Regions from separate parts of the Homo sapiens genome. Here region 1 is linked to region 2. A link is a loop called in an ENCODE intact Hi-C map of the cell type or tissue named here. Cell type or tissue: A673. All regions are shown on one strand. Each heading gives the region's core, and the rest is flanking DNA. Links, peaks and the distances in the headings are about the cores only.

What was found. Hi-C counts contacts between places; a loop is a spot of excess contacts. Peaks named below come from ENCODE experiments on the same cell type or tissue, not always from the same donor. Only the 100,000 strongest peaks of a DNase experiment are listed, where the experiment ranks them.
Region 1: a loop joins it to region 2, with 2.5 times the contacts of the local background. A loop is called at or near these places in 6 of 110 quality-filtered maps.

Annotation. Positions count from the first base shown.
Region 1 is chr4:150,954,315-150,970,346 of GRCh38, reverse strand. All of the region lies in intron 2 of LRBA (LPS responsive beige-like anchor protein), which reads left to right. Among named protein-coding and RNA genes, the nearest start is that of LRBA, 53 kb to the left of the region's middle. RefSeq lists enhancers at 5,458-6,288, 6,289-7,119, 15,494-16,032. In A673, for the core only: CTCF peaks have their summits at 9,117, 9,324 and 10,072 (motif pointing right); DNase peaks (open chromatin) are centred at 9,346 and 10,066.
Region 2 is chr4:150,288,018-150,304,049 of GRCh38, reverse strand. It overlaps LRBA (LPS responsive beige-like anchor protein), which reads left to right. Exons shown (of 57, transcript NM_001364905.1): 53 at 1,258-1,425. Among named protein-coding and RNA genes, the nearest start is that of DCLK2, 220 kb to the right of the region's middle. RefSeq lists an enhancer at 15,403-15,903. In A673, for the core only: a CTCF peak has its summit at 5,983 (motif pointing left); a DNase peak (open chromatin) is centred at 5,979.

The DNA of each region.
Region 1 (16,032 bases), core at 7,281-12,280, 660 kb before region 2:
TTACTTTTTTGTAGAGATGGGGTCTCCCTAAGTTGCCCAGGCTGGTCTTAAACTCCTGGGCTCAAGTGATCTGTCTGCCTCAGCCTCCCTAAGTGCTGGGATTACAGATGTGAGCCATCACACCCAGCCTACTTTAGTCTGTTAAGTGTGTAATACCATTATGTCTAAAAAAACAATGCACACACCTTCATTAAAAAAATGCTTTATTGCTTAAAAATGCTAACGATCATCTGAGCATTCAGAGTGTCCTAATCTTTTTGGTGGTGGAGGGTTTTGCCTCGATCAGGGTGGTGGTTGCTCAGTGGCTGTGAAAAGTTGTTAAAATCAGACCACAATGAAGTTTTGCCCCATTGACTGATCTTTGTTTTCTTGTCTTGAAAAATTTCTCTGTAGCATGCAATGCTGTTCAGTAGTGTTCTATGAACAGTAGAACTTCTTTCAGAATTGGAGTCAGTCCTCTCAAATTCTGCTACTGCGTTATCAACTAAATTTATGTAAGATTCTAAATCCTTTGTTATCTCAACAATACTCATGGCATCTTCACCAGTTGTAGATTTCCATCTCAAGAAACCGCTTTGGCCAGGTGTGGTGGCTCACGCCTGTAATCTCAGCACTTTGGGAGGCTGAGGTGGGTGGATAACTTGAGCCCAGGAGTTCGAGACTAGCCTGGGCAACATGGTGAGACCTTGTCTCTACCAAAAATAAAAAGAAATTAGCTGGGTGTTGTGGCGTTCATCTGTAGTCCTAGCTACCTGGGTGGCTGAGGTGGGAGGATTACCTGAGTCTGGGAGGTCAAGGCTATAGTGAGTTGTGATTGCACCACTGCACTCCAGCCTGGGTGCTCCACTTCTCAATCTAGTTCTCTTGCTATTTCCACCACATGTGCTGTGACTTCCTCCATGGAAGTCTTGAACCTCTCAAAGTCATCCATGGGGTCTGGAATCCATTTCTTCCAAACTCCTCCTCCCATGAATCAAAAATGTTCCTCATGGCATCTACAATGGTGAATCATTTTCAGAAGGTTTTCTGTTTACTTTGCTCAGCTCTATCAGAGGAATCACTATCTATGGCAGTGATAGCCTTACAAAATGTATTTCCTAGATAATAAGATTTGAAAGTTGAAATTACATTTTGAACTATGGGCTGCAAAATGGATGTTATGTTAACAGGCACGAAAACAACGTGAATCTCCTTGTATATCTGCATCAGAGCTCTTAGGTGACCAGGTGCATTGTAAATGGTCAATAATATTTTGAAAGGAAATCTTTTTTTCCGAGCAGTGAGTCTCAACAGTTGGCTTAAAATATTCAGTACACTGTGCTGTGAACAGATATGCAGTCATCCAGGCTTTGTTGTTCCATTTATAGAGCATAGGCAGAGTACATTTAACATAATTCTGAAGGATCTTACGATTTTCAGAATGGTTTGTGAGCATTGCCTTCAACTTAGTCACCAGCTGCATTAGCCCCTAACAGTAGAGTCTGCCTGTTCTATGAAGCTTTGAAACCAGGCATTGATTTCATATCTGTATCTAGGAAAGTCCTAGATGGCATCTTCTTGCAATAGAAGGCTGTTTTGTCTACATTAAAAATCTATTGTGTAGCCACCTTTATCAGTTATCTCAGGTAGATCTTCTGGATAATTTGCTGTACCTTCTCCATTAGTACCTGAAGCTTTATCTTGCATTTTGTGTTATGGAGACTGTTTCTTTCCTTAAGCCTCTGCTGGCTTCCACTTTTTCTTCTACAGCTTACTCACCTCTCCCAGACTTCATAAAATTGAAGAGAGTTAGGGCCTTGCACTGGATTAGGCTTTGGCCTAAGGGAACGTTGTGACTGATTTGATCTATCCAGACCACTAAAACTTTCTCCATATCAGCCATGAAGCTGTTTTGCTTACGTTTAATTTCCTTCAAGAACTTTCCCTTTGCATTCACACTTGGATTTTGGCACAAGAGGCCTAGCTTTTGGCCTATTTCAACCTTTGACGTAGGCCTTTCTGTGCTTAATCATTTCTAGTTTTTTACTTAAAATGAGAGATGTGCGGCCGGGCACAGTGGCTCATGCCTGTGATCCCAGCACTTTGGAAGGCCGAGGTGGGTGATCACTTGAGGTCAGGAGTTCGAGACTAGCCTGGCCAACATGGTGAAACCCCATCCCTACTAAAATACAAAAATTAGCCAGACATGGTGGCAGATGCCTGGAATCCCAGCTACTCGGGCGGCTGAGGCAGGAGAATCGCTTGAACCTGGGAGGTGGAGGTTGCAGTAAACCGAAATCGCGCCACTGCTCTCCAGCCTGGGCGACAGAGTGAGACTCTGTCTCAAAAAAAAAAAAAAAAAAAAGATGTGCAAATCTTCCTTTCACTTGAACACTTAGAGGCCATTGTAGGTTTATTAATTGGCCTAATTTCAATGTTATGTCTCAGATAATAGGGTGGCCCAAAAAGAGGAAGAGAGATGGGGGAATAGTCTCTTGGTAGAGCTATAGAACACATACCACATTTATTAAGTTCACTATCTTATATGGACATGGTTTATGATACCCCAGAACAGTTACAGTAGTAACATCAAAGATCACTGATTCCAGATCATCATAACAAATATAATAATAATGAAAAAGTTGGAGATATTGTGAGATTTACCAAAATGTGACACAGAAACACAAAGCAAGCACATGCTGTTGGAAAAATGGTGCCAATGGACCTGCTGGATGCAGGGCTGCCACAAACCTTCAATTTGTAAAAAATGCTGTATCTGCAAAGAACAATAACATGAAGTGCCATAAAATGATGTATGTCTGTACTTGGATGGGAGACTAAAAATTCAAAGCAGTATCTATGAACTGAGCATATTTTGCAATGGACAAGTTTTATCTGGAAATGTCGTTTTGTAGAAGTGGGGCTAGAGCTAAACTTTGAATTTTAGGGAGGGAGAGCAAAGGCAAGGGAGTAGAATATTAAAACTCCTTCTGGATATAATAAATAGTCTGGACTGGATTGTATAGGGACAACATGGGAAGTGAGACTTTTTGACATTTTGCGTTGTTGCCCAAGTGATTAAAATTTTATTCTGTAGGTGATGAGAAGCCATGATGATTTTTGTTCAGGGGTTATTACATAGTTAAAATGGTCTTGAGAAGCTTGAGGTGGTGGTAATAATGTGCTATCATTAGAGTTCTGAATTAAATTGGAGTTATTTTTCAAGGAGGAATTTTTTTTATGTCCTTAATGTGTTAATGGTTTTTTAACTACTATTTAAAACAAATTAAATTAGACTTTTATTAAAAACCAGTGTTTACTTGATATTTTAAGTTTATGGAGTAAATAGTAGATCTCAAATAACTAATAAGAGATAGTGAAGGCTTATGTTTCTATGTTGTTTAGATTTCAAGGCCATGAGGTTGTCTCTGGGCCTCAGCCTGGGATTCCTGATGACACGACACTGAGGAAGACATTTAAATATTAATTCTTACCAAAGCTGTCTTGTTTCAGCCCTATTTTTTGAACTTCCATTTGTTTATGCTGATGGATGACATGCAATAGTAATAGATGTTTTGAGAAATACAGGCTGCAGTGTGCTCTTGTTTGGGAAAAATCTGTTAACTCAGCCAAATGCTTAAACTAGCACTGTTTACCTTCTTGGTTTTATAATACAAAAAATTATCTAGAAAGCATCCTGATTTGCCTTTTAGTTAATTTGAATAATTAAGAATGAACTAGCGGCCGGGCGCGGTGGCTCACGCCTGTAATCCCAGCACTCTGGGAGGCCGAAGCGGGCGGATCACGAGGTTGGGAGATCAAGATCATCCTGGCTAACATGGTGAAACCCCGTCTCTACCAAAAATTACCAAAAAAAAAAAAAAAAAAAAAATTAGCTGGGTGTGGTGGCGGGCACCTGTAGTCCCAGCTACCTGGGAGGCTGAGGCAGGAGAATGGCTTTGAACCTGGGAGGCAGAGCTTGCAGTATGTCAAGATCATGCCACTGCACTCCAGCCTGGGTGACAGAACGAGACTCCGTCTCAAAAAAAAAAAAAAGAATGAACTAGCAATACAAAACAAGCAGTAAGATGTAGCACTTAAGAGAATGAGCTACAAATATACCACTTGGGTATTTTGCTTTTAATGCATTTGCCTCATAAGTTGCTGATTCACTTCTTTTCTACCATCTTCCACTGCAGTCTCCAATATGTACTTCCCTTTCTCCAGGGGCAAAATTTCACATAATACCATAGTCAAAAACGAAAATGAAGATGGATCATGTACAAAACACTATCTTTATTGATATTAACATATTATTTGGGGTATCTCATCCAGTACCTGTGGGATGGTATTGTTTCTGGTCTGTCAAATATATGACTTTGAAACATTTTAACACAGGTCAAAAATAGGAATGTATTTAATGAAATCTCTCTCTATGACCTCTTTTCTCCTTGTTTCCAGCATACATTATCCCTTGCTCATCTCTCTCCTTCAGTTAATTTAGTCACTGCTTAAGAAAACCTAGGTCAGGCCCAGTGGCTCACACCTGTAACATCAACACTTTGCAAGGCCGAGGTGGAAGGACTGTTTAAGCCCAGGAGTTTGAGACCAACCTGGACAACTTGGTGAAACCCCATCTGTATTAAAAAAAAAAAAAAAAATTAGCCGGGCATGGTCGTATGTGCCTATAGTCCCAGCTACTTAGGAGGCTGAGGCGGGAGGATCCCTTGAGCCCAGGAGGTTGTGGCTACAGTGAGCTGTGTTCACGCCACTGCAGTCTGCCACCTGGACAACAGAGTGAGACCCTGTCTCAAATAAATAGATAGGTAGATGGATGAATGATTGATATATAGACGATAGAGAGAAAACCTGAAAAGTATTATTAGCAGCTCATGTATCCTTCTAAATTTTCTTAGGCTTTTATAAACTAATGTAAATACTTGTATGTTTCACTTGTTCATTGTACAGAAGGTGGCATGCTGTACCCCTTGTTCTACATCTTGCTTTTTCTTTGCTGATAATTTTTCTTATTTGTCTTTCTAAAGCATTTTATACAGAGCTTCTGTATTTTTAAAAGAGCTATATAAGTATTCTATTGCATAGATGAACCATGGTTGTCTTGACCCCTGTTTACTGGGTTGTTTCCAGTATTTTGTTATTACTAATAATACTTCAATAAATAATCTTTACATATACTATTTCATACTTAATGTAATTGTATCTATAGGATAGATTCTTAGAGATATAATTGCTGGGTCAAAGGTTTTATTCCTTTATAATTTTGGTTTATATTGCCAAACTGCCTTCCCAGGGATTATATTAATTTATTCTCCCTCCAGAACTCTATGAAAGTGCCTCTGTAGCATCTCCAACAGTATTAGCAGCTGTGGTTTTTGCCAGTCTAATAGGTGAAAAAGTGATGATTAATCAGAATTTAAATTTACATTTCCCTTATGACTAAGGTTGACCATATTTTCTTTGAATTATCCATTTGTATCCTTTGCTCATTTTTAAATTCATTTTTTTTAATTTTTTTATTTTAGTATTTATTGATCATTCTTGGGTGTTTCTCAGAGAGGGGGATTTGGCAGGGTCATAGGACAATAGTGGAGGGAAGGTCAGCAGATAAACATGTGAACAAAGGTCTCTGGTTTTCCTAGGCAGAGGGCCCTGCCGCCTTCTGCAGTGTTTGTGTCCCTGGGTACTTGAGATTAGGGAGTGGTGATGACTCTTAACGAGTATGCTGCCTTCAAGCATCTGTTTAACAAAGCACATCTTGCACCGCCCTTAATCCATTTAACCCTTAGTGGACACAGCACATGTTTCAGAGAGCACGGGGTTGGGGGTAAGGTTATAGATTAACAGCATCCCAAGGCAGAAGAATTTTTCCTAGTACAGAATGAAATGGAGTCTCCTATGTCTACTTCTTTCCACACAGACACAATAACAATCCGACCTCTCCTTCTTTTCCCCACATTTCCCCCTTTTCTATTCGACAAAACCGCCATCGTCATCATGGCCCGTTCTCAATGAGCTGTTGGGTACACCTCCCAGACGGGGTGGCGGCCGGGCAGAGGGGCTCCTCACTTCCCAGACGGGGCTGCTGGGCAGAGGGGCCCCCCCATCTCCCAGACAGGGTGGCGGCCGGGCAGAGGGGCTTCTCACTTCCCAGATGGGGTGGCTGGGCAGAGGGGCCCCCCACCTCCCAGACGGGGCAGCTGGCCGGGCGGGGGCTGCCCCCCACCTCCTGGACGGGGCGGCTGCCGGGCGGAGACGCTCCTCACTTCCCGGACGGGGAGGCTGCCGGGCGGAGGGGCTCATCACTTCTCAGATGGGGCGGCCGGTCAGAGACGCTCCTCACCTCCCAGAAGGGGTGGCGGCAGGGCAGAGACACTCCTCAGTTCCCAGACGGGGTCGCGGCAGGGCAGAGGCACTCTTCACATCCCAGACGGGGCGGCGGGGCACAGGCGCTCCCCACATCCCAGATGATGGGCGGCCAGGCAGAGACGCTCCTCACTTCCTAGACGGGATGACTGCCGGGAAGAGGCGCTCCTCACTTCCCAGACTGGGGGGCCGGGCGGAGGGGCTCCTCACATCCCAGACGATGGGCGGCCAGGCAGAGATGCTCCTCACTTCCTAGACGGGGTGGCGGCCGGGAAGAGGCACTCCTCACTTCCCGGACTGGGCGGCCAGGCAGAGGGGCTCCTCGCATCCCAGACGATGGGCGGCCAGGCAGAGACGCTCCTCACTTCCTATATGGGGTGGCAGCCGGGCAGAGGCTGCAATCTCGGCACTTTGGGAGGCCAAGGCAGGCGGCTGGGAGGTGGAGGTTGTAGCGATTCGAGATCACGCCACTGCACTCCAGCCTGGGCACCATTGAGCACTGAGTGAACGAGACTCTGTCTGCAATCCCGGCACCTCAGGAGGCCGAGGCCGGCAGACCACTCGCAGTCAGGAGCTGGAGACCAGCCCGGCCAACAGGGCGAAACCCCGTCTCCACCAAAAAATACGAAAACCAGTCAGGTGTGGTGGCGCATGCCTGCAATCCCAGGCACTCGGCAGGCTGAGGCAGGAGAATCAGGCAGGGAGGCTGCAGTGAGCCAAGATGGCAGCAGTACAGTCCAGCCTCGGCTCGGCATCAGAGGGAGACCGTGCAAAGGGGAGACGAGGACCGTGCAAAGGGGAGGGGGAGGGGGAGAGGCAGAGTGAGAGGGAGAGGGATTAAATTCATTGTTAAATAACATGTTACTTTGCCCCTTTTTATATTGAGTTGATGTTTTTGTTATTTTCTAGAAGCTTCTTATTTTAAAGGGATTGATTTGACTTGACTAGTGGTGTTTTTTTTTTTAATAAAAAGCTTTTTATTTTATTTTATTTATTTTTATTTCTTTTAAATTTTATTTATTATTTTTTTCAGACAGAGTCTGGCTCTGTCACCCAGGCTGGAGTGCAGTGGTGTGATATCGGCTCACTGCAACCTCTGCTTCCTGGGTTCAAGCAATTCTTCTGCCTCAGCCTCCCAAGTAGCTGGGATTATAGGCACATGCCACCACGCCCGGCTAATTTTTATATTTTTAGTAGAGACAGGGTTCTACCATGTTGGTCAGGCTGGTGTCGAACTCCTGACCTCAAGTGATCTGTCCACCTCAGCCTCCCAAAGTGCTGGGATTACAGGCACGAGCCACTGTGCCCAGCCAAAAGCTTTTTATTTTTATGTAGCTTGAATTTATTGTGCTATTCTTTTATAGTTAGTGGGTTTTGAATCATACATAGAAAGGCTTTTCTTACTCAGAACTTCCTTAAAGTTCTATGCTTTCCTGTATTATTTTGATGGTATTTATCACTCTGGTATTTATCCATCTCACTCTGTCACCCAGGCTGGATTGCAGTGGTGTGATCACAGCTTACTGTAGCTGGGACTTCCCGGGCTCAAGTGATCCTTCCACCTCAGCTGCCTGAGTAGCTGAGATCATAGGTGAGCACCACCATGCCCAGCTAATTTTGCATTTTTTTGTAGAAATGGGGTTTCCCCATGTTACCCAGACCAGTTTTGCACACCTGGACTGAAGCAATCCTCCTATCTCAGCCTCCCAAAGTGTTGGGATTACAGGTGTGAGCCACTGTGTCTGGCCTGAAATTTTTCCTGATTTGAAATATGGGCCAATTTATTTTTTCTACAAATGTCCATTTGAACATATGTAGAAAAAAATTGAATTCCAATTTAATGCTGTTTATTGAATTGTTTATTATTCCTCCATGATTTGAGATGTCACCTGAATGAAAAACAGAAAAACCATAGTGCGTACAGGTTAAGAGTGTGGACTTTGTAGCTAGATTACCTAGGTTGAAATTCTAGCAGCACCACTTCTTGCCTCTGAGATCTTGGGCAAGTTACTTCATATGTCTATGCCTCAGTTTCCTCAAATAAAAATACAATAATTGTACCTATCTCATGGAGTAGTCAGACATTTAATATACATAAGATTCTTAGTGCCTGGCACAAGTAAGTGCTCTAAAAATTGCTATTATTATGGTGTGATAATTTCCTGTTGTCTTTGGCACTATGTGTGGACTTTCTGTTCTCTTCTTCATCTAGCAGACATTCATCTACTGCTACCGCTTTTTAAAAAAGTTATTTTATTTCATATTATGTTTTAATCTCTGATGGAGCTAGCTTCCCATTGTTGCACTTCTTTTTCACAGCTTCCTGGCTATTCCTGTTTGCTTACTTTTCCTAGAGAAATTTAGAGTCAGCTTGTCTACTTGCTTCTCTTCTATCCTCCTAACCTTTCTAATAAAAATAATAAGACTGGTATTTTTAAAAATAGTATTTTTTGTTTTTGAAACTCATTTTCTGCAGCTGTTAAATCTTTTGAAATATATCAATGTTGATTTTTCTAGACTTTGTTTTTTTCTGGCTAATCTCTGTTTCTTCTGTCTTAGCTTTAAGTTTTCTCAGGATATCATGATGCCTTGCAGTATTTCTCTTTAGCTCTTATGCATAAGGTGATAGCATTTTAAGATCTCTTGGGTGAAGATTAGGCCTGCAAATATGAGTTCTTTTTAAGGACATTCTCTTTTGTTTAATTATTTCACATAGATTCAGTGATTCAAGAATGCATTTGTGAATATGGCTGTTTATCCTCCTCCCCCACCTGTTTGAGCCTGGGTTTGACCCTCAAAACCAAGGCAGTGGTTGGTGAGCTGAGGCCACCCACAGCTGAATCTCATCTACAGCCACAGCCAATATGGGGTGAGGATAGAGGGGTGTGACTGGCAATCAAAGCCTGTCTCCCCCATCACCATCAGGATGCAGTGGGCGGCCAAAGTGGCTATACATAACTCAGCAGAGAGGTGGCGCCATGTTCCCTGAGGCAGCTTGAGAGCACTGTTACTGTTTTGAGGTGACTTACATATGGAGGTTAGTTATGCATCAGAAGCTTCTTAGGAGTCACTGAAAGAAATGTGTTATATGTATTTAATACAGGCTGTGAGTTACAAGTTTACAAAAACTGAAACTACTAATTTTATGATGGAATTGCATTGCCTGAATATAGATGTTTTAAAATATGAAATTAACCATTGACAGAACTTTCTCATAAAAATTTTTATTGTAAAACTGTAACTATTGAAAAACCAAACCAAAACAAATATAAAACTAAAGGGCAAATAATTACCTTTAAACCACCATGTAGGTCAAGAAATAGAATTTTGCCAGTCATCTTAGAATCCCTCTAATTACAACTGCCTCTCTCCCTCAAATGGAACCTCTATCTTGACTTTTACAGTAATCACTTTCTTTTATTTATTTGTAATTATGTAATCTAATAATACATCCCTTATCTATAATTTAGTTTTTCTTAGTTTTAAAAAACACGTTTTTTAAGTCTCAGGTCATTCTATCTGTTAAAAAAACCTGGACCTTTTAAAAAACCTGGACCTTTTGACATTTAGCATTTCCCATGGTCTGGATTTTGTTAAGTGCATATTCATGGTGTAGTTTAACATGTTCTTGTGTCCTCCGTATTTCCTGCAAATTGGAAGTTGATTCCAGAAGATTTGGCTTCCATACCTTTGGCTAGACTCTAGGTGGTGCTGTGTTCTGTCATCCGGAGGCTCTTATGTCAGGTTGTCTCTTTTTATAATGTTATCAGCTGTTGATTCTCAACATCTAGATCCATTAAATCACTGGAGTCTGAATAATGATGATATTATATATATTTTTTCATGTATTAAATGGAATAGTTCTATGAAAAGATGTATTTAATTATCCAGTTGTATTTAGTTATCCAGTGGCACAGTTAATACATAGATAAGCCAGGCATGGTGGTACACACCGGTAGCCCCAGCTAGTTGGGAGGCTGGGGCAGGAGGATTCCTTGAACACAGTAGTTCAAGGCCAGCTTGGGCAACATGGGAAGACCCTGTTTCTTAAAAAAAAAAAAAAGTATGTATACGTACATGCACACACACACTTTATATATTTATGTATACTTTATATAGATTTATAAATATATTCTTTGTGTATTTACATTCTTTTATATATTTATATACTTTTTATATGTTCTTTATATATAATTATAGATAATATAATAAGTATATTAGATTTACACTATGTTACATATTATATAAATATTATATAAATATGTAATTGGAACAGTTTCATTCCTTTTATTCATTAATTTTGTAAGTAACAGCCATTTCTCTTCTTATCCTCTACAGGAGACCAATTCGTTGTTATTGTCTTTTTGAAATATTATGAATTAAAGGATTTAAACATATTTGATGGCAATTATTATTACTTTATTGAACCTCAAACTTTTATTTTTGGCCAGTAGGCACTTCTTCAGGTTGATTCCTGAGTCCTTTTGGTACAACCCTACTAGACTTTGATCATGTTTCTGCTATTTTTATGGCAAGATATTTCAGGCTCATATTTTCATTTCTAGTTCCAGACCTTGAACCAGCTATCATAATGGCTTGGCTGTGTCCCCACCAAAATCTTTCTTGAATTGTAGGTCTCATGTGGGAGGGACCCAGTGGGAGGTAATTGAATCATGGGGGTGGGTTTTTCCCCTGCTCTTCTCTTGATAGTGGATAAGTCTCACGAGATCTGATGGTTTTATAAAGGGGAGTTCCCCTGCACACACTCTTGGCTGCTGCCATGTAAGATGTGTCTTTGCTCCTCCTTTGCCTTCAGCCTTGACTATGAGGCCTCTCCAGGCATGTAGAACTGTGAGTCCGTTAATCCTCTTGCCTTTGTAAATTACCCAGTCTCAGGTATGTCTTTATTAGCAGTGTGAGAACAGACTCGGACAGTAAATTGGTAATGGTAGGGTGGGGTGCTGCTGTAAAGATACCTGAAAATGTGGAAGTTACTTTGGAAGTGGGTAACAGGAAGAGGTTGGAACAGTTTGGAGGGCTTAGAAGAAGATAGGGAAATGTGGGAAAGTTTGAAACTTCCTAGAGACTTGTTGAATGGCTTTGACCAAGATGCTGATGGTGAAATGGACGATAAAGTCCAGGCTGAGGTGATCTCAGATGGAGATGAGGAACTTGTTGGGAACTGGAGTAAAGATCATTCTTGCCATGCAAAGAGACTTGCGGCAGTTTACCCTTGCCCTAGAGGTCTGTGGAATTTTGAACTTGAGAGAGGTTATTTAGGGTATCTGGTGGAAGAAATTTCTAAGTGCTAAAGCATTCAAGAGGAAGCAAAGTGTAAAAGTTTGGAAAATTTGTAGCCTAATGATGCAATAGAAAAGAAAAACCCATTTTCTGAGGAGAAATTCAAGCCAGCTGCAGAAATTTGCATAAGTAAAGAGGAGCCAAATGTTAATTGCCAAGACAATAGGGAAATGTCTCCAGGGCATGTCAGAGGTCTTCACAGAAGCCCCTCCCATCACAGGCCTGGAGTCCTGGGAGGAAAAAGTGGTTTTGTGGGCTGGCCTCCGGGACTTGCAGCTTTGTGCAGTCTGGGGACATTGTGCCCTGCATCCCAGCTGTGGCTAAAAGGGGGCAATATACAGCTCACACCATTGCTTCAGAGGGTGAAAGCCCTAAGCCTTGATGGCCTATGTGTGGTGTCGGGCCTTTGGGTGCACAGAAGTCAAGAACTGAGGTTTGGGAACCTCCACCTAGATTGCAGAGGATGTATGAAAATACCTGGATGTCCAGGCAGAGGTGTGCTGCAGGGGTGGAGCCCTCACAGAGAACCTCTGCTAAGACACTGTGGAAGGGAAATGTGGGGTACAAGCGCCTCCACAGAGTTTCCACTGGGGCACTGCCTAGTGGAGCTGTGAGAAGAGGGCCACAATCTTCCAGACCCCAGAATGGTAGATCCACTGACAGCTTGCACTGTGCACCTCGAAAAGCTGCAGATGCTCAACGCCAGCCGTGAAAGCAGCAAGGAGTGGGTCTGTACCCTGCAAAGCCACAGGGGCGGAGCTGCCCAAGACCGTGGGAACCCACCTCTTGCATCAGTGTGACCTGGATGTGAGACATGAAGTCAAAGGAGATCATTTTGGAGCTTTAAGATTTGACTGTCCCACTGGCTTTGGACTTGCACGGGACCTGTAGCCCCTTTGTTTTGGCCAATTTCTCCTATTTGGAATGAGTGTATTTACCCAATGCCTGTACCCCCATTGTATCCAGGCAGTAACTAGCTTCTTTTGATTTTACAGATTCATAGGCAGAAGGGACTTGCCTTGTCTTGGATGAGACTTTGGACTGTGGACTTTGGAGTTAATGCTAAAATGGGTTAAGACTGGGGGGACTGTTGGGAAGGCATGATTGGTTTTGAAATGTGAGGATATGAGATTTGGGAGGGGCCGTGGGCAGAATGATATGGTTTGGCTGTGTCCCCACCAAAATCTCATCTTGAATTCTAGCTCCCACAATTCCCACATGTTGTGGGAGGGACCCAGTGGGAGGTAATTGAATCATGGGGGCAGGTCTTTCCGTGCTGTTCTCTTGATAGTGAATAAGTCTCATGAGATCTGGTGGTTTTATAAAGGGGAGTTCCCCTGCACATGCTCACTTGCCTGCAAAGACATGTCTTTGCTCCACCTTCACCTTCAGCCATGATTGTGAGGCCTCCCCAGTTCCACTGGGGAGTGGAACTGTGAGTCAGTTAAACCTCTTTCCTTTATAAATTACCCAGTCTCAGGTATGTCTTTATTAGCAGTGTGAGAACAGACTAATACAAGCTACTCCTTCAAGAAGCCCTGATTTTTAGTGAGAAATGGTATTTCAAGACCACAATCTGGGCAGTAAGCATGTTCATTGTTATTGTGTTGGTCATTGTTTGTACCCCTTTCCAGTTGATAAAACTACACATACACACACACGCACACACTCACACACATTACATATTTATGTGTGAGTGTGTATGTGTATATGTGTGTGTATATGTATTTTAAGATAAAATACCTAATTGGTTCATAGTGATACTTCCATTAAGTATGATGTTAGCTGTGGGATTTTCATAGATGCCCTTTGTCAGGTTGAAGAAGTTTCTTTCTATTCTTAGTCTGTTAAGTGTTTTAATAATGAAAGGTATTAGATTTTGTCAGATGCTTTTTTTGTCTATTGAGATGATCATGTGGTTTTTCATTTTATGGTGTATCACATTTATTAATTTTTGAATGTTAAACTGAGCTTGCATTCCTGGAATAAATCTCATTTAGTCATAGTGTATAACTGTTTTTATATGTTCCTGGATTTGGTTTGCTAGTATTTTGTTGAGGATTTTTGTGTTCATATTCATAAGATATATTGGTCTGTAGTTTTCTTTTTTGTGATGGTTTTGTCTGATCTTGGCATAAGGTTAGTACCGGCCTCATAGATTTAGCTGGGATGTGTTCTCTCCTCCTCAGTGTTTTGGAAGAGTTTGTGAAGAATTGTATTAATTTGTCTTTAAATGTTAGGTAGAATTCACCAGTGAAGCCACCTGGGCCTAAGTTTTTTTTTTGTTTTGTTTTTTGTGAGTTGATTTTTTTATTACTAATTTAATTCTTGTTGTAGGTCTGTTTGTATTTTGTATTTCTTTTTGAGTCAGTTTCTGTAGTTTGTATCCCTCTGAGGAATTTGCTCCTTTTATCTAAGTTGTCTAATTATTGGCATACAATTGTTCATAGTGTGTCTTTATAATCTCATTTATGTAAGGTTGGTAGTAATGCACTCTCATTTCTGATTTTAGTAATTTGAGTCTTCTCTTTTCTTCTTGGTTAGTCTAACTAAAAATCTGTCAATTTCATTTTTTTGTTGTTGTTGTTGAAGGACCAAAGAAGCCAGGTTGTATTGATTTTATTTTTAAAAATACCACTAATTTTATATTGTTAATTTCATTTTATTCTCATTTGTTTCATTCATTTCTTCTGTAATCTTTATTATTTTATTCCTTTTGCTTGCTTTAGGTTTACTATGCGCTTCTTTTGTAGGGTTTAAGATGGAAGGCTACATTATTATTATTATTTTTGAGATGGAGTCTCTCTCTGTTGCCCAGGCTGGAGTGCAGTGGCACAATCTCGGCTCACCACAACCTCTGCCTCCCGGGTTCAAGTGATTCTCCTGTCTCAGCCTCCCAAGTAGCTGGGATTACAGGCGCCCACCACCCCACCTGGGTAATTTTTGTATTTTTAGTAGAGATGGGGTTTCACCATGTTGGCCAGGCTGGTCTTGAACTCCTGACCTCAGGAGATCTGCATGCCTTGGCCTTTCAAAGTGCTGGGATTACAGGTGTGAGCCACGGCGCCCGGCCTACGTCATTATTATTATTATTGAGATGGGGGTTTGCCTTGTGTTGCCCAGGCTGACCTCGAACTCCTGGGCTCAAGCAATCTTCCTGCGTCAGCCTCCTGAGTAGCTAGACCACAGGTGGGTGCCACCGGACATGGCTTGGCTCCTTCTTTTTATGCATGTTCAAAGGTTATATTGTTGATTTAGTATCTTTCTTCTATTTTAAAGTAGGCATTTACAGCTATAAATTCCCTCTGAACACTGCTTTATACATTCCATACATTTTGTCATGTTGTATCTTCATTTTCATTCATCTCAGTGTATTTTCTATTTTCTTTTTTTCCTTTCCTTTTTCTTTTATGAGATAGTGTGTCACTCTTTCAGTCAGGCTGGAGTGCAGTGGTGTGATGGTGGCTCACTGCAGATTCTACCTCTCAGGCTCAGGTGATCCTCACAGGTGTCCTGAGACACTGGGACTACAGGCATGTGCCACCACACCTGGCTCATTTTTCTGTTTTTTGTAGAGACAGGGTTTCACCATGTTTCTCAGGCCATTCTCGAACTCTGGGCTCAAGTGATGCACCTGCCTTGGCCTCCTGAAGTGCTGGGATTACAGGTGTGAGCCACTGTGCCTAGCCTAATTTTTTTTCTTCACTTATTCTTTTATATAGGCTATTTAGGAGTGTGTTGTTTAATTTCCATATATTTGTTGAGTTTCCAAAATTTCTTTCTGTTATGATTTCTAGTTTTATTCCCTTATGGTCAAATGATATACTTGGTGTTCCTTTTATTCTTTTTTTTTTTTTTTTTTTTTGATTTCTGAGTCTAGGTTCTTTTTTTTTTAATTTTTAAAAAATTTTTTAGTATTTATTGATCATTCTTGGGTGTTTCTCAGAGAGGAGGATTTGGCAGGGTCATAGGACAATAGTGGAGGGAAGGTCAGCAGATAAACATGTGAACAAAGGTCTCTGGTTTTCCTAGGCAGAGGGCCCTGCCGCCTTCTGCAGTGTTTGTGTCCCTGGGTACTTGAGATTAGGGAGTGGTGATGACTCTTAACGAGTATGCTGCCTTCAAGCATCTGTTTAACAAAGCACATCTTGCACCGCCCTTAATCCATTTAACCCTTAGTGGACACAGCACATGTTTCAGAGAGCACGGGGTTGGGGGTAAGGTTATAGATTAACAGCATCCCAAGGCAGAAGAATTTTTCCTAGTACAGAACAAAATGGAGTCTCCTATGTCTACTTCTTTCTATACAGACACAGTAACAATCTGATCCCTCTTTCTTTTCCCCACATTTCCCCCTTTTCTATTTGA
Region 2 (16,032 bases), core at 3,843-8,842:
GGTAGACATTGTATGGCATTCATCTGTAGACTCTGTAGACATTTCAAAGGAAATATGTAAGCTAGAAATTCTAAAGATGGAATGGGGGTCTGTCACAGCTATTTAATTGTTTAGACAAGTTTGTGTGAATTACTACCACCATATCTGGTTAAACAAAGATTCTTAAAGGGTGAGGGCTGCTGGGCACGGTGGCTCACGCCTGTAATCCCAGCACTTTGGGAGGCCCAGGCGGGTGGATTACAAGGTCAGGAGATCGAGACCATCCTGGCTAACACAGTGAAACCCCGTCTCTACTAAAAATACAAAAAATTAGCCGGGCGTGGTGGTGGTGGGTGCCTGTAGTCCCAGCTACCTGGGAGGCTGAGCAGGAGAATGGCGTGAACCTGGGAAGCAGAGCTTGCAGTGAGCCAAGATCGCGCCACTACACTCCAGCCTGGGCGACAGAACGAGACTCCGCCTCAAAAAAATAAATAAATAAAAATAACAAAAAAGGGTGAGGGCTTTACTTTTTTTCTGACACCTTTACATGAACAACTGTTCTGTGTTTGAAGCCCTAGATATATAGTAAGTTTACTGGGTTCCTCTCCTTTGTCCCCAGTCATTACCATCTTGATTTCACCCTCAAGGAATTTTCATCAGAAAATTAAGACAAAGAATCACCTGGCTCAAATTGCAATCACAATATATTAGTTCTTTCATCATAATTTCCATATAATCCTGATTTGAAAAGGTAGAAGCTCTCCAAAGTGTCTTATATTGTCTTTGTATAGATCACTTAAAACAAGAAATACATTAAATCTTCAGTAAATCAGAAATAGGTTTTTATTAGTGACATCTAAATTATGAGTACTTTTACAGAAAAGCAACTAAGTTTAATTTTGAATCATATAGAGTAACTCAAGAAAGTGTTAAAATGGTTCCAAAAGGGTTCTCCTGGGCCTGCTTTAATCAGTAAACATGATTCATTTGTAATTTATAGAAGCCATTTGTAATGATACAGTGCCATGGTCCTCAAGTATTATTTGTTGAAATAGTTTTAACACATGCCTTTCAAAAATGTTAACAATTTTCAATTGTTTTTTTGTTGTTCTTGTTAGCATGCAAAGAAAACTGTTAGGTTGGACCATGTCAAATTATTATAAAATCTGAATTATGACCATCAGAGTTCATATAGCTTCGTTGTTTTACAAGTTATCTGTTCACTAGAATTTTTATTTTTTTAATAGCATTTTTAAAGAAAATTGTTTTGCATTACAGGAAGATTGATCCAAGTGGTGTTTGGCCATTGGGATGTCGTCACTTGCCTTGCTCGTTCTGAGTCATATATTGGGGGAAATTGCTACATTCTCTCAGGGTCACGTGATGCAACTCTTTTGCTGTGGTATTGGAATGGAAAATGCAGTGGGATTGGAGATAACCCAGGCAGTAAGTATGACTCATTTTTTAAGTAAACTTTTACAAGGATGTAGAGAATAACATTTTGCAGTAAAGTTACCTTTTTGTTATGGTAAAAGTGAGACAGGATTATCAAGTATTTTTTATTTATTATAATTTAAGAATGATCCAAATAGCCTCATTATCAATTTTGTGACCATTGATAATTAAAATCTAAGCATGAAATCTTATGTTTCATATTATAGGCTATTCTTATGATCCAAAAATTCTAGTTCTTCATTGGAAATAGCTGTCACCAAATAAAGTAGTTTTTATTCATGAAGATACAGCATAAAAGAGCAATCACATATTACCTTGTTTATTGAATTCATATTTTAAAAGAACAAAATAAAAATAATAATTTCATAGAAACAAACTAGTCTTGATAAAATTATGCTTTCATTTATGTATTAAAAAGATAAAACAGGTCATAAAAGGCCAATGTGGAATACTCAAATTGGCTCTTGGTTTTTCAGATGGGAAATGAAAATGTTCACCAACAGCCTTAAACATCTTTATGAAACTATGCTGAAGGCAGTAAAACAAAAAATGTGTAACCATTTAAAATTGTAATTCACAGAAGGCAAAAAAGGAAGCAGCTACCATTAAAACCAATCGCACACAGCTGCAGAAAAGAAATGGCTTTAGAAAAACACATTAAGAAGTAGGAAAAAACAATTAAAGGGACCACCTGAAAAATGAGAATTTAATTAAAATGATTATGACAACACTGTAGAATTCCTGCAAGAATAGCTTTAGATTTTTACTTCAGAAGGTAGAGCATTTTAACTGCTCTTAAATATTTACAGTTTCTTAATTTAAGGCAAGTTGCAATGTATTTGGTTAAGGAAGGATCACATTCTTCCTGATGACTTTACCTGAATACCCGGTCCTTGCTCTGTCACTCCACCCCAGATTGTGAAATGGTCTAAATATGTTTAAGTCCATCATATCTTGGATTGACTTCTCAAAGCTGTTCTTAAATGTATAATATTTGTATGAAAATGAACCTTTTTTTCAAAACATTTAGTCAAATGCTAGTATAATGTTAAAAGAAGTGTGTGTGAAGTATTTTTCAAAGCTGTTTCTTATTATGTACATTATAGACTTTGATGTGATAGGTAAATACAGTTTTTATTCAATGAACGTCTAATAGATATTTCCTGTTTTAATCAAAAAAGGGATAATTTCCTATGCAAATAGGATATGAAAAATAATGTTAAGCCTGTGATGCTATTGATAATACAGACTTTGTGATCAAATTGTAGTGTGTGTATATGTCGGGGAGTAGGTGTACATGTATTTCACATTTATACAGACATCTCTGTAATTACAATAGAAATTACAAAGATGCAAATTTCAGGGATTTTGTTTTTCATATTCTTTTGAAAAGTACCATGTTCTTTTCATCATGAACACAATATTCTGGTCCTTCTTCCTGTCTGTCCTCTTAGAATAAGTGACTCCTTTCAATTTCTTTTTTCTGGTTTCTGTAAATCCAGTTACCGAGATTCACTCAATTATCTCAGGCAAACCTATATTTAAAATTGATAATAAATCTACCATTTTGCTATTTATCTCAAAATATTTAAGAACTTTTTCTTGCCTTAAAAATGTAAGGTATTTCATGCACATAAAGAAATCTGAACACACATAGATATTTGGGTTCTTGGTTTCTTGTTTTATTTTACTTAATCATGTTCTCTATGTTATACACCGTCATTACCAATGTGTATTCTAAAAAGCAGCTAAAGACCTATTAGCTACACTTGTATGTAATTACTATTGCATTTCAGAAAGTTAAGTATGCCTTAAAGTTAGGAATTTTCAGCTCTTCGCAAAGGAAGAAAGTATGATATATATCATGATATATGTATACATTTAAATATATTTTCATATGTTTAAATACTTTGTAACTCAACCTAGAGATTGTTTTTACATGCATGGCCTTTAAAAAACGAATTAAGTAGGACTGAACAAATCCTGGGGTTTGTAGTAAAAAAAAAATCTAAGTTCCAAGCTTTGCTGTGGTCCTTCTGTCTTGTCTGTAAAATGAAAGCAACAACAGAACTGAGTTAAGGTGTTATCAGAAGCACAGGATGATTAGAGCAAATAAATCACCACAAAACACCATCTTGTTGGCATTAGAGTAAATATTATAATGTTATATTTTTCATAGCGTACTTCATCTATACCCTCTCATTGTCTGCAGTATGGTGGACATTACCTCCTAGTAATGCTAGCAATGAAAAGAAAAACAATAAAAGAATAATATAACAGCACATCTAATAAAAATTTTAGAAAATTGTAATGTATCTTGACTGAATTAAATTACCTTTCTCAAAGTGAACCTTATCCTTTCAAGCCCCTGTATAATGTCTGATGCCCCGATTTAATTTTGCTTCAGCTTTGAAAGATGAATCCAGGAGAAAGACAAATAGGCACTTTTTCTTATAATGAGAATTTACACATATTAGAATAGAAAAATGGAAAATGCAATCTACGCTTTTCAAAAGAAAATGACAAACAAAAACAAAGACATTGTTACCGTGTGTAAACTGTTTCAAACATTCATGCAAGCTGGTTCGGATTTTATAAGCCTCTGGCTCATTGATGGTTCCACAATGCAGCTGCTGAAGTCAGAGCTTTTCAGATGAAGGGTTTTAGGTTATGTGTATTCCTATATTGTACCTCTTAGATACAATGTAAATGACCTTTAAGAAGTGGTGAAGCGTGTATATACATATAATTGCAATATGTTCTATAAATGCACATTAATACCTCAACTTTAAATTTTTTATTGTAGACTTTTTCTTTCTTGAAGGGAAAATAGATAAAAGAAAACCAGGTTATTGCTTTTTCTGCATTTTATAGGTCTATCTCAGGGTTTTTTTATTTAAAAAATCATGGGAATAGGTAGTCATTTTACTTTCTAGGGTCATAAGCCTACATACACTGTTTTTTCCATATCTAATATTGATGTTATATGTAAAGTTGATAGCTGTATGACAAAGTTTTAAAAATATCATATTATCTAATATTAATATACATACTGCTTTGGCAATCTCAGGCTAATTCAAACTGGATAAAACCTATAAATACATCGCTTCTCAGCCTTTTGGCTAAGATCAAGTGTAAAACCTATAAATACTGTAATTTGGGGCTTTAAAAAGTGTAAATGTTTTATGAAGCCTGCCTAGACTACATAGCAAAAGGCTTATTTTCCTGTATACCAGATAGTTTTTCATCTTTGACTCTATTGTTTTGTAATAATTATCTCCTGTGGAATGCAGTTTTTTCAATGAGAAGAAAAATGAATATAGGATTCCATTTAATTAGGGATTTAAAAAATGAAATTAACCAAGAATATTTCACTGAGAGATGTTTTGTACATGAAAGCATGGCATCTCTCTCTCCTTGTCCTAGTACTCTGTGTTTTAGGACTGAGCCTTGTCACCAAAGTGCTTTTCCTGAGATAGTTATTTCACCTTCAGAATAATGCTCTCCAGACTGTACATTTTTAAATTTTGGAGAAAATGTTCCCCAGTGCATTCCATTGATAAATAAATACTTTAAACTTTGACATGATCTTATTTAGATAAGCAAGATGAATATATACAAAACAGTTATTATTTATTCACTTTTATATTCATAAACATGGATTTAAAAAATTAAATGTTTATTAGGTATTTTTAGATATCTGAATAATATCTTTTAAAGCCACATTCGATCAGCTTCAGAAGCAAATGGTTGCTAACTGTGAGGGTGTTGCACAGATTTGTGTGTGTAGTATTTCAGTAATACATTTTCCATTCTCGCATTCTGGTTTTGATTTGATTGAAAGGTGGCATTTTTTTTCTTTTCCTCATTGCAATCAGACATGCTAATCTATGTCAGCTTTCTCCTTTATGGGATTGGCGTCTACTGAGAAAAAAACCTAACTTTTCTTCATAACAACAAGATTCTGTTCTTTAAGAATATTTCAGCACCGTTAATTAGAAAGAAGGTTTTATTAACCATAAGGCTAGCACTAACAGACCACAGAGCTGTTTTTTAAAGTACTGTATGCCATAGCTGCCCTGCTTTTTCTCTGTCTAAAACTTCATTTTGTTATACGCTCATCAATCACTTAAGTCATTACCGTAAATCCTACTGTTGTTAATTTTACTAGTATCACCCTAATGAGACATTCCTGCTATAATTAAAAATGAATTCTAACTTTAAGGCATTCTAAATTTTTTTTAATGAATTTAGAATGATCTTGCCATGTGACTATAAATACTACTGATACACATAGACTACTCATCAAGTCTGTAAGAAAAGTAGTATCATAACATGTCCAGGTGTGAATTATTTACTGGCTGCCTCTGTGCACATGTGCTTATGTGTATGCATATTTTTGTACACATATTTAGGAATTATGTCCTTTTTATTGTGAAGCCTAGTATGTTTTACTGAAGCTACTGATAAATTCTTATTCTTTGTCTTGCCAAAATTTAGGTGGATGTAATATAAACAATATTACTCTCTGTAAGTAGGTGTCCTAGAGCACCATCTGCTGGATGCATTTGGGGACTTAATGTTGGGAAACATGAAAATTGGTACTTGGTTAAGACAGGTGTACTTTGTTTTTAATTGCCTGTGATATATTATTTAAGGGTCACAAATGTCAAGGTATGTACATTTGTGTTGAACCATATGAGTTCTTAAAAAGAAATCACTTTACTCCTCCTTTTACCCTACCCTAACCTGGATTTGCAACTGTACGATAAATATTTTGTGTAAGGAAAAAGCAAGCACAATATTTGCCTAATGAAACAAAGCACCACAGTTGGTGATGAAATAAACTTGTTAGCTTCTTGATCACAGCTCTTCAATAAGTTACCGTTGAGGAAGTTATTTGGATGGTATTTTATGTTTAGGTTCCTTATGTTCACTAGATTCTGAATAAGAAAGTAATGCTTGAAACAAGAAACCATTTTATACCTGGATATGACTCTTGATCTGATCCTTTGTCAGGAACAAGAGTTCTTGTGTGTGTCTCATCAAGACCTTCCCTTCTGGGCCTGCATTTGGAATGTACTGTCACACTACAGCTACCCTGTATTTTTATTTTTTCCTTGAAGCATTTATCAAGAAGCGTTTTCAAATGGTATGTTGGCAGTGTTCAAGTTCAGGTGACATTAAAAGTATGTCTATGAAATTCTCCAGAAGGTCCAGGATGTTTAGTGCTCCATGATGCAATGCAGGCCCTCAAGTTCCAGCAAAACAACTCTGTATTTACTGCTTGTAACTAATAGTAGATGTGGTAAAAAGGAATTATATTCATATGGCAAATGAATACAACCTTAATGTGCACCATATGCAGAGTGGTGGGGTGATATGCCAATATATCACATTTATTTACCTTGTTTGGTTGCAGAGAAAAATGACTGTACCATTCAGCCCATAGGTTATAGCCATATAAATATGAGAACAGAAGAATTGATGATTTATACCCTCAGATTGAGTATCTTCATATGTAGACCTTTTTAATAGTGCCATGCCAAAGAAAGTTGTCTTGACACTTTATGCTCATATGGGAAATTTAATTTCAAACAATAGTTGGCATTAGTCTAAGAAAGTAAAAATTCCTTCTAGTCAACTAAACGTAGGATTCTTCTGCTTTTAAAATATTGCAGAACTCTGTGCCGGCGGTGGGGGTGGGCGCGGGGGGGTGGTCCATAACATTATTGGTAGAACTACCAAGGATACACTTAATTAAAGCTTCCTGGAACAACATAGTAGACTGACTTTACTACCTTCCAAAAACGCTCATTTCGTAAGAGAAATTCTACGACAGCTTTGTGCCTATGTAACTCACATTTTACTCTAGATATTACTGATAATTTATGAAAAGATAACCATTTTTATATGAAATTCAATATTTAAATCTCTGATTTTTTTTTTACGAAGCAACAGTTAAACCCTATTTTTTCTAGTTACCTCAATTTTTATGTGCTATGCTCATTTATATCGCTTTACAGAGCAGAAGTTTATAAGTGTTAACAAATTTTTAAAAATTGATTTTCTTGGTCTTTTAACAGGGCCATTATCTAAGTATATCATTACATTTCATTTATCTGGTAATTTTTTAACAGTAATTTTTTTCACATTCAAGTGAGAAAATGAATGTGTTTGATAAGACTTCAGATTTTGGATTTGAAGTGTTTTTATATAGGAAAAAAATTCTCTGAATTGTTTCTGCCTTTTGTGGCTTAAGGCTGCATGACTGTTGAGCTTTTTAAGCTTTCATTCTTGTAGCTTGTAACTTTGCACAACTGAGAGACTGCCTTATTTCCTTTGGGTGAGTGGGGTCAGGAGTGTTTAATAGCTAAAGATATGAAACTCCTCTATAGTTTTCAGAGTCCCTTACTTACGTATTTTTAACAAAAGAACATTAAAAATGTTAAGGAGGATGTATTATAAAGAATTTTAAATAATTTGGGTATTTAGGATAAATAGATAAAACCAATTTTCAGTTTTAATTTATATTCATAAAAATCAGACAATGTTGCATTGCAACAAATCTGAATAAGATTTCACTTCAGCAAATTTTCTACCTGTTTTCTTTTTGGGGGGTAGAATTTTACCATGTTTATGTTACCAGACACTCATATGCAGCTACAGGAGCCATAGCTTACCTAGAACCAAAGACCAAGCCCCTCCATGGGAAAACAACAAATGAAGTCTCAAGCAAGTAGGAAAAAAGAAGCACATTAGTTAAGTATAGTAATGATATGTCCATGTAATGAAGTCCTGTACAGGCATTAACAAAGATACTATAAATTTGTAATATTGACATGGAGGGATACACTCTTTGTATTGCTAAGTGTAAAAGATCACGAAGCTACATATGTAAGTACCTATGCCTATATGTGTATACACTTGTATTCTATGTACATTTATGCATAGAAAAAGTATGAAATGATCACAAGACATATATTAGCAACATTTATTTATAGGTAGTGGGATTTGGAAGCAATTTTTCATTTTCTTCATCATACTTTACTGAAGTATCTGAATGTTTTATAATGAGCATGTACTACCTTGATAATCAGAGACAATAAAGATACTTTAGGCCGGGCACAGTGGCTCATGCCTATAATCCTAGCATTTTGGGAGGCCAAGACAAGGGTATTGTTTGAGCCCAGGAGTTCAAAACCAGCATGGGCAACATAGGGAGACGCTGTCTCTACAAGAAGTAAAAAAAATTAGCTGGGTGTGGTGCCTGTAGTCCCAGCTACTCAGGAGGCTGAAGTGGGAGGACCACCTTAGCCCAGGGAGGTCAAGGCTGCAGTGATCTGTGGTTGCACCATTGCACTCCAGCCTGGGCAACAGAGTGAGACCCTGTCTTAAAAAAAAAAAAAAAAAAAAAAAAAGCTATTTTAATTTGGGGAATGCACCAAATTACTGTACTGTACCTTCACTCCCCACTGTTAGCCTCTAGGCTGCCAAATATTAGTAGTTGTATCAGAATTTATATGAATTATCAAGGAGAGAACCATCTCTAATTAGCTTTTATGCAGCATAGGATGAAATATACTTTCAATGAAAGGAGTGTTTATAACAGAGTGAAAAAAGGGATCATTCTGTTGCTACTACTACTACTATTTTTTTTTTTTAAGAGACAGAGTATCTCTCTGTCACCAGGCTGGAGTGCAGTGGTGGGATCTTGGCTCACTGCAACCTCCACCTCCCAGGTTCAAGCAATTCTCCTGACTTAGCTCCCGAGTAGCTGGGACTACATGTGGGCGCCAGCGCGCCCAGATAATTTTTTTGTATTTTTAGTAGAGACAGGGTTTCACCATGTTGGCCATGATGGTCTCAATCTCCTGACCTTGTGATCCGCCCACCTTGGCCTCCCAAAGTGCTGGGATTACAGGCGTGAGCCACTGCGCCTGGCCTGCTGCTACTACTACTTATATGATACTAATGGGTGCTCACTACATGCCAGGCACCATCCTGAGTGCTTTACATATTAACTCATTAATCTTCACAGTAGCCCTGTGTGGTATCTACTGTTAGTATCCTTGACTTATAGATGAGGCATGGAGAAATTATAAATATGCCTTTACTTTCTGCCCTGGGCCTTGACACTTTTAGGATCTCCTTACTAGAATTATGGAAACTTGCCCAAGGGAGCTCACATAGCTAGCAAGTGCTGGAGCCTAGATTTAAACTCAGGCAGTCTAGGTCAGAGTTATCTAAACTATACATTTAATTAGAATATCAGCTATAGAGAAGTTGATGCAATCCTATCACTAAAGCATTCTTAGTATTTGCGAGAGACACAAAAAGACAACTGTATTATACTGAGTTCTTATGACAGTACATGTCATGGTAAGATTTTGTATTTTTCAAATATACATTTAAGGGGTATACTTTTAAGTATACACTTGCAGGTACACACTCATATAAACCCATTTTCTAATGTACAGTTGACTTTTGAACAACACAGGAGTCGGGGTGCCAACCCCCCACACCGTCAGAAACATGCATATAACTTTTGACTCCCCAGAAACTTAACTACTGATAGCTTACTGTTGACTTGGAAGCCTTACTGATAACATAAAGTTGGTTAACACATATTTTGTATGTTATATGTATCATATACTGTGTTCTTATAATAAAGTAAGCTAGAGAAAAGAAAATGTTATTAAGAAAATCGTAAGGAGAAAATATATTTACTATGCATTAAGTGGAAGTAGATCATCATAAAGATCTTCATCCTCGTTGTCTTCACACCGAGTAGACTGAGGAAGCAGAGGGCTGGTCTTGCTGTCTCAATGGCAGAGGCAGAAGAAAATCCACAAATGAGTAGACCCATACAGTTCAAACCTATGTTGTTCAAGGGTCAACCTTAGTCTTAGAGGGTGATTCCCGTGTTACCAACATTTATATGTATCATAGAGAGAAGAGGAGAAATGTTATATACCAAGGACTTACAGTTGTTCTTTGTACCAACATTATCTTGTCTTGCATTAATACTTCTAATATTATTTACAAGAAGTTGCTACTAAAATTTCCTGTCTGATGGTTGTTGTACTCTAAATGCAGCTATGGCTTATCATCTATAGTCTATATGTCTAATCAAATTGTGATTTTTCACCAAAGAGACCATGATGAATAGGGGAAGGGAAAAGATTTGGTGAAGATGAAATGTATAGGACAAATTTCAAGTAGTTTTTCTAAGCATAATTAAAATGCAGTATAATTTCCATTGTAAAACTAGGAAGTTAATGGAAAAGGTTTAAGAAACATTTAATATCTAAGCTCATTTCCGCTTTAGCAAAGCCATTTCCTTTCTTGATTTACCATTATGGTGAGCCGCATGAGAAAGCTTAGTATTCAGTTTTCACATGAATGTTTTGTAGTAATCAATTGTAACTAAATGGTACAAAAGGCACATGTAAAATAGAGGTATCCGTCTTTAGGAAATGACTGGCATATATTGTATAATATATTTTTGTTTTTTATCTATAATCTATATGCCTAATAAGTTCATTATGTATTTGGGCTTTTTAAACAAATATATTTTATTTCTTAATTTGTTTTCTATTGAAATTATTACTTTTTTTATAAAGCCAGGTTTTATATTTTGATTTTCCTCTATAAAAGTTCAGATGATACATTTTTACTAATGAAGAAAATTATATTGGTGGTCTTTAAGCATGTTAATTATTGTTAAATATTGATTTTGCATACAAAATTAGTTGTTACAAGTGGTATGGACTTCAGTACTATTATGTTGACCTTTACAAGCATAGATATTTATAATTATAATTTGCAGGTTTATAGTACAGTTGACAAAACCAGATCCAATGATCCTTTAAAATCAAGTTATTTTTAAATAAAAGGCTGTGTTTTACTCCTTTCCTTATTTCCATAGTACCTCACATATCTTAAGAATACAAACTCAATAAATATTATTAAGTGAATGAAGGAGTGAAGGAATGAATGGGTGAACAAGTGGGATATGTGATTTTCTGGCCCAGCCAGGAGTCATCTAAACTAAGTATCAATTGGAAGAAATAATTTTAGTTGTACAAAACTAGGAATAGGAAAATGTTTAATCCCGCTTCATTTCCTAATAGATGGTATTGAGAAAATGGAATGAAGAGGATTCACTCTGCTAATAACAACATATTTAACCTACAAGTGAAAACGTTATACTGCATTTCAAAGTGATCTGATTTTCATAAGAGTAAGGAGATGACGCCAAAACACCAAGAACTTCATTCACTTTTTATAAAGTAACTACAAGTTTGCCAGAAAATACATGTCAGATCTATTTGTACCTGGATTGTCACCTGTTTTCCTAAATGGATATAGGCCTTATGAAATATTCTTCTCACTGGATATTTATGAGCAAGATACTAGAGAAATTCCTCTTTTCTCTTCTTTCAGGTGTAATTTTAAGTGGTTCGGAGTCTGTTTGATAAATATACTTAATGTTGCGAGGGCACCAAAGAAACACAACTAATGAAAACGTTTGCTATTCTGCCAAGTGGTGTTAAAATATTTCACCTAATGTTTTAAAACATAAGTCCATTGTTCAATTCCCACCTATGAGTGAGAATATGCGGTGTTTGGTTTTTTGTTCTTGCGATAGTTTACTGAGAATGATGACTTCCAATTTTATCCATGTCCCTACAAAGGACATGAACTCATCATTTTTTATGGCTGCATAGTATTCCATGGTGTATATTTGCCACATTTTCTTAATCCAGTCTATCGTTGTTGGACATTTGGGTTGGTTCCAAGTCTTTGCTATTGTGAATAATGCCGCAATAAACATACGTGTGCATGTGTCTTTATAGCAGCATGATTTATAGTCCTTTGGGTATATACCCAGTAATGGGATGGCTGGGTCAAATGGTATTTCTAGTTCTAGATCCCTGAGGAATCCCCACACTGACTTCCACAATGGTTGAACTAGTTTACAGTCCCACCAACAGTGTAAAAGTGTTCCTATTTCTCCACATCCTCTCCAGCACCTGTTGTTTCCTGACTTTTTAATGATTGCCATTCTAACTGGTGTGAGATGATATCTCATTGTGGTTTTGATTTGCATTTCTCTGATGGCCAGTGATGATGAGCATTTTTTCATGTGTTTTTTGGCTGCATAAATGTCTTCTTTTGAGAAGTGTCTGTTCATGTCCTTCGCCCACTTTTTGATGGGGTTGTTTGTTTTTTTCTTGTAAATTTGTTTGAGTTCATTGTAGATTCTGGATATTAGCCCTTTGTCAGATGAGTAGGTTGCGAAAATTTTCTCCCATTTTGTAGGTTGCCTGTTCACTCTGATGGTAGTTTCTTTTGCTGTGCAGAAGCTCTTTAGTTTAATTAGATCCCATTTGTCAATTTTGTCTTTTGTTGCCACTGCTTTTGGTGTTTAATTGAACAATGAGATCACATGGACACAGGAAGGGGAATATCACACTCTGGGGACTGTGGTGGGGTGGGGGGAGGGGGGAGGGATAGCATTGGGAGATATACCTAATGCTAGATGACGAGTTAGTGGGTGCAGCGCACCAGCATGGCACATGTATACATATGTAACTAACCTGCACAATGTGCACATGTACCCTAAAACTTAAAGTATAATAAAAAATAAATAAATAAAACATAAGTCCAATATAAATGCTAAGTGGTTAGTATAGAGATCTTGTGTTGCTTAAATGCAAGTTAGGTTGTTATAGTTGTCTCTGTAAGTTGGTATTGATATCTAGTATTACGTACTGAGAGAAGTGCCTCTGTAAAACCTGATGTGCCCTGGTATTTGCAGCAGAATTTGGGCTGTCTTTAATCTCATTTGACTTGTTCATCTTCCTTTAAGGCCATCCATAAAGATGCACTGGGTATCCTTTTCAGCCTTTGGTTAGGATTTGCATCAGTAGTCATAAACGTGCTCTCTGGACAAAGACACCCTTTCCTTTGAAGTAATTGCTCAAGCTTTTCAAAGCAGTCCTAGAAGTCTGTCCTCTTTCTCTTTTTATTTTTCTTTAAGAAGAGTTTGAAATGTAGTCCCTTAAACTAGCAGCAAGATAAATTTTTCTCTCAGCATTATTGAAGGCCATGACAATTTTTCAAGCAGTAAGACTTTAAAAGGTTCTTAAGGGAATCTGTTCTGCTTTATGGTCTAGCCTTTGGGAGATCCTACTATCTCAGAAAGCAAAGGTAAAGACTTTTTGTATCCCTTAACTATTGCAAATTTTTATCAGAAGAATTAACTTGATATTTTTCAGAAGATTTTTTTTTCTTGTTCTTCGTTTGGTTTAGAGACTTCAATGAGAGATTATTGATAGTTTTGGCATCTTTGAAAAGTAACATATGGCCAGAATCATCTTGTTTGAGCTGATTATTTCTCCCTGGGTATTAACTATGTGGGCTGACAAGTAGTTGGGAGGGGCAGATTTCTGAGAACACTGCAGTGAGAATGAGTTATATGGTTCCAAGATTTTGTTTCTAGGCTTTCCAAACAGAAATGTACACAGATATGGAGGGATTTTGCCTTTCCTTTCTGTGGGATGTTGTCACTTTGGCTCTGCTGTGATCCAGGATGATGTATACAGTGTAACTACAGAGACATAAAAAGATCGATTCTGTGAGCCACATGTAAAGCCTCTGCTCTGCCTCCGATTATCCCCGCTACCCTCAGTAATTTCATTGCAAGTGGTTCCCAAAATGTCCATTGAACTTAAACAGTTTTGACCTGTTAGATTTAAATCCCATATCATATATCTGCTATATTGAAGTGTAACTATTTCAAGCTCTTTATTATAAAACTTATAAAAATCAAGTAGTAGGTATTTATTTTGAATGTACTTTTTGATGAGGAGAAAATGTAAAGAATGCTCAATCTGTACAGCAGATAATAAAGGGAATACAATCTTTAAAGAAGATTGGAAACAGCTTTTCTTAGAGGAAATGACATATCTCTCCTTATATTGATGTATGTGGGTTTATAGAGGCCAGTAATGTACATTTCCTATAGGTGAGGAAAGTTAAGTAGCGCTGTCTTTTTACTGGAAATCCAGTGACTGTAAAACTGGTTACCTGAGAACCTAATGATCATAAGTCTACCCTTATGCTTTTAATTTCTTTTTCTTTTTTTCTCTCTCTCTCTTTTGTATTTCCTGAACTGTCTAACCTGCTTCCGGGATTAGCAAACATTTTGCCAAACTTTGAAGCCAAAGTCCTAGCATTGAATAGTTCCTTATTTAGAGATCAGGCCCTAGGAAAAGAAGAAATCCTTTTCCAGTTTTGAAATTACTCTGCATGTGTGTGTGTTCTGATCTGTGGAGTGAAAAATGATTTAATAAAGTTTGGATTATTGGAAACTAGTATTTTGTAAACAAAGCATAATGATAAAAATCTTACGAGTTTACAAAAAAAATAATGCTTATATCTTAACCCACCTTCTGGAGTTAATCACGAGGCTTCCTAAACTCTTAACTTTGTAGTCATAGAAAATGCTCAGTATTTCAACTCTTTTACATTAAAGAAAGAAAGAAAATTGACAGCAATCCTCTCCCTTCTTCCACCATGCTCCCAAGAAAACAAAAAGTTAGCATTGATGTTCTTAAGTGACATCATCCTCTGGGACCACCATTATCTATCTGTCCTTTGTTTACTTTGTCTTATACTTAGAATGCCTTCATTTGCCATCAGCTTTCCTTCAAACCTTCACTTTCCACTGAGGAATTCCAAGACAATTCAAGTTAAAACACAAATTTCACCATCCATGAAATGGTAACTTAAGAAAAAAAAAAAAAAAAAAGAACAATCACACCAAAAATATATTCCTTAGATCTTAGTGATTTTAATTGCTGGTAAAAAAAAAAAGTTGCCAATGGATCTAATTAGACAGTAATTTCAGAAACAACATTGTATGGTATTTTTGTGGAATGTACAGCCTTCTGGGGAAAAGGAAAACCAAGAATCAGGGCTAAAGTATTGATAACTTCTTATTTTATTATTTTTTTGAGACGGAGTCTCGCTCTGTTGCCCAGGCTAGAGTGCAGTGGCGTGATCTCGGCTCACTGCAACCTCCACCTCCCAGGTTCAAGCAATTCTCCTACCTGTTAGAGGTGCACACCACCACGCCAAACTAATTTTTTGTATTTTTAGTAGAGGCAGGGTTTCACCATGTTGGCCAGGCTGGTCTCTAACTCGTAACCTCAGGTGATCTGCCCACCTTGGCCTCCCAAAGTACTGGGATTACAGGCGTGAGCCATTGCGCCCGGCCAATAACTTTTTAAAACAGTATACTTCTTCCTAAAATTTGTGGATCCTGGCTGGGCGCGGTGGCTCACGCCTGTAATCCCAGCACTTTGGGAGGCCGAGGCAGGCGGATCACGAGGTCAGGAGATCGAGACCACGGTGAAACCCCGTCTCTACTAAAAATACAAAAAATTAGCTGGGCGCAGTGGCGGGCGCCTGTAGTCCCAGCTACTCAGGAGGCCAAGGCAGGAGAATGGTGTGAACCTGGAAGGCGGAGCTGGCAGTGAGTCGAGATCGCACCACCGCATTCCAGCCTGGGCGACAGAGTGAGAC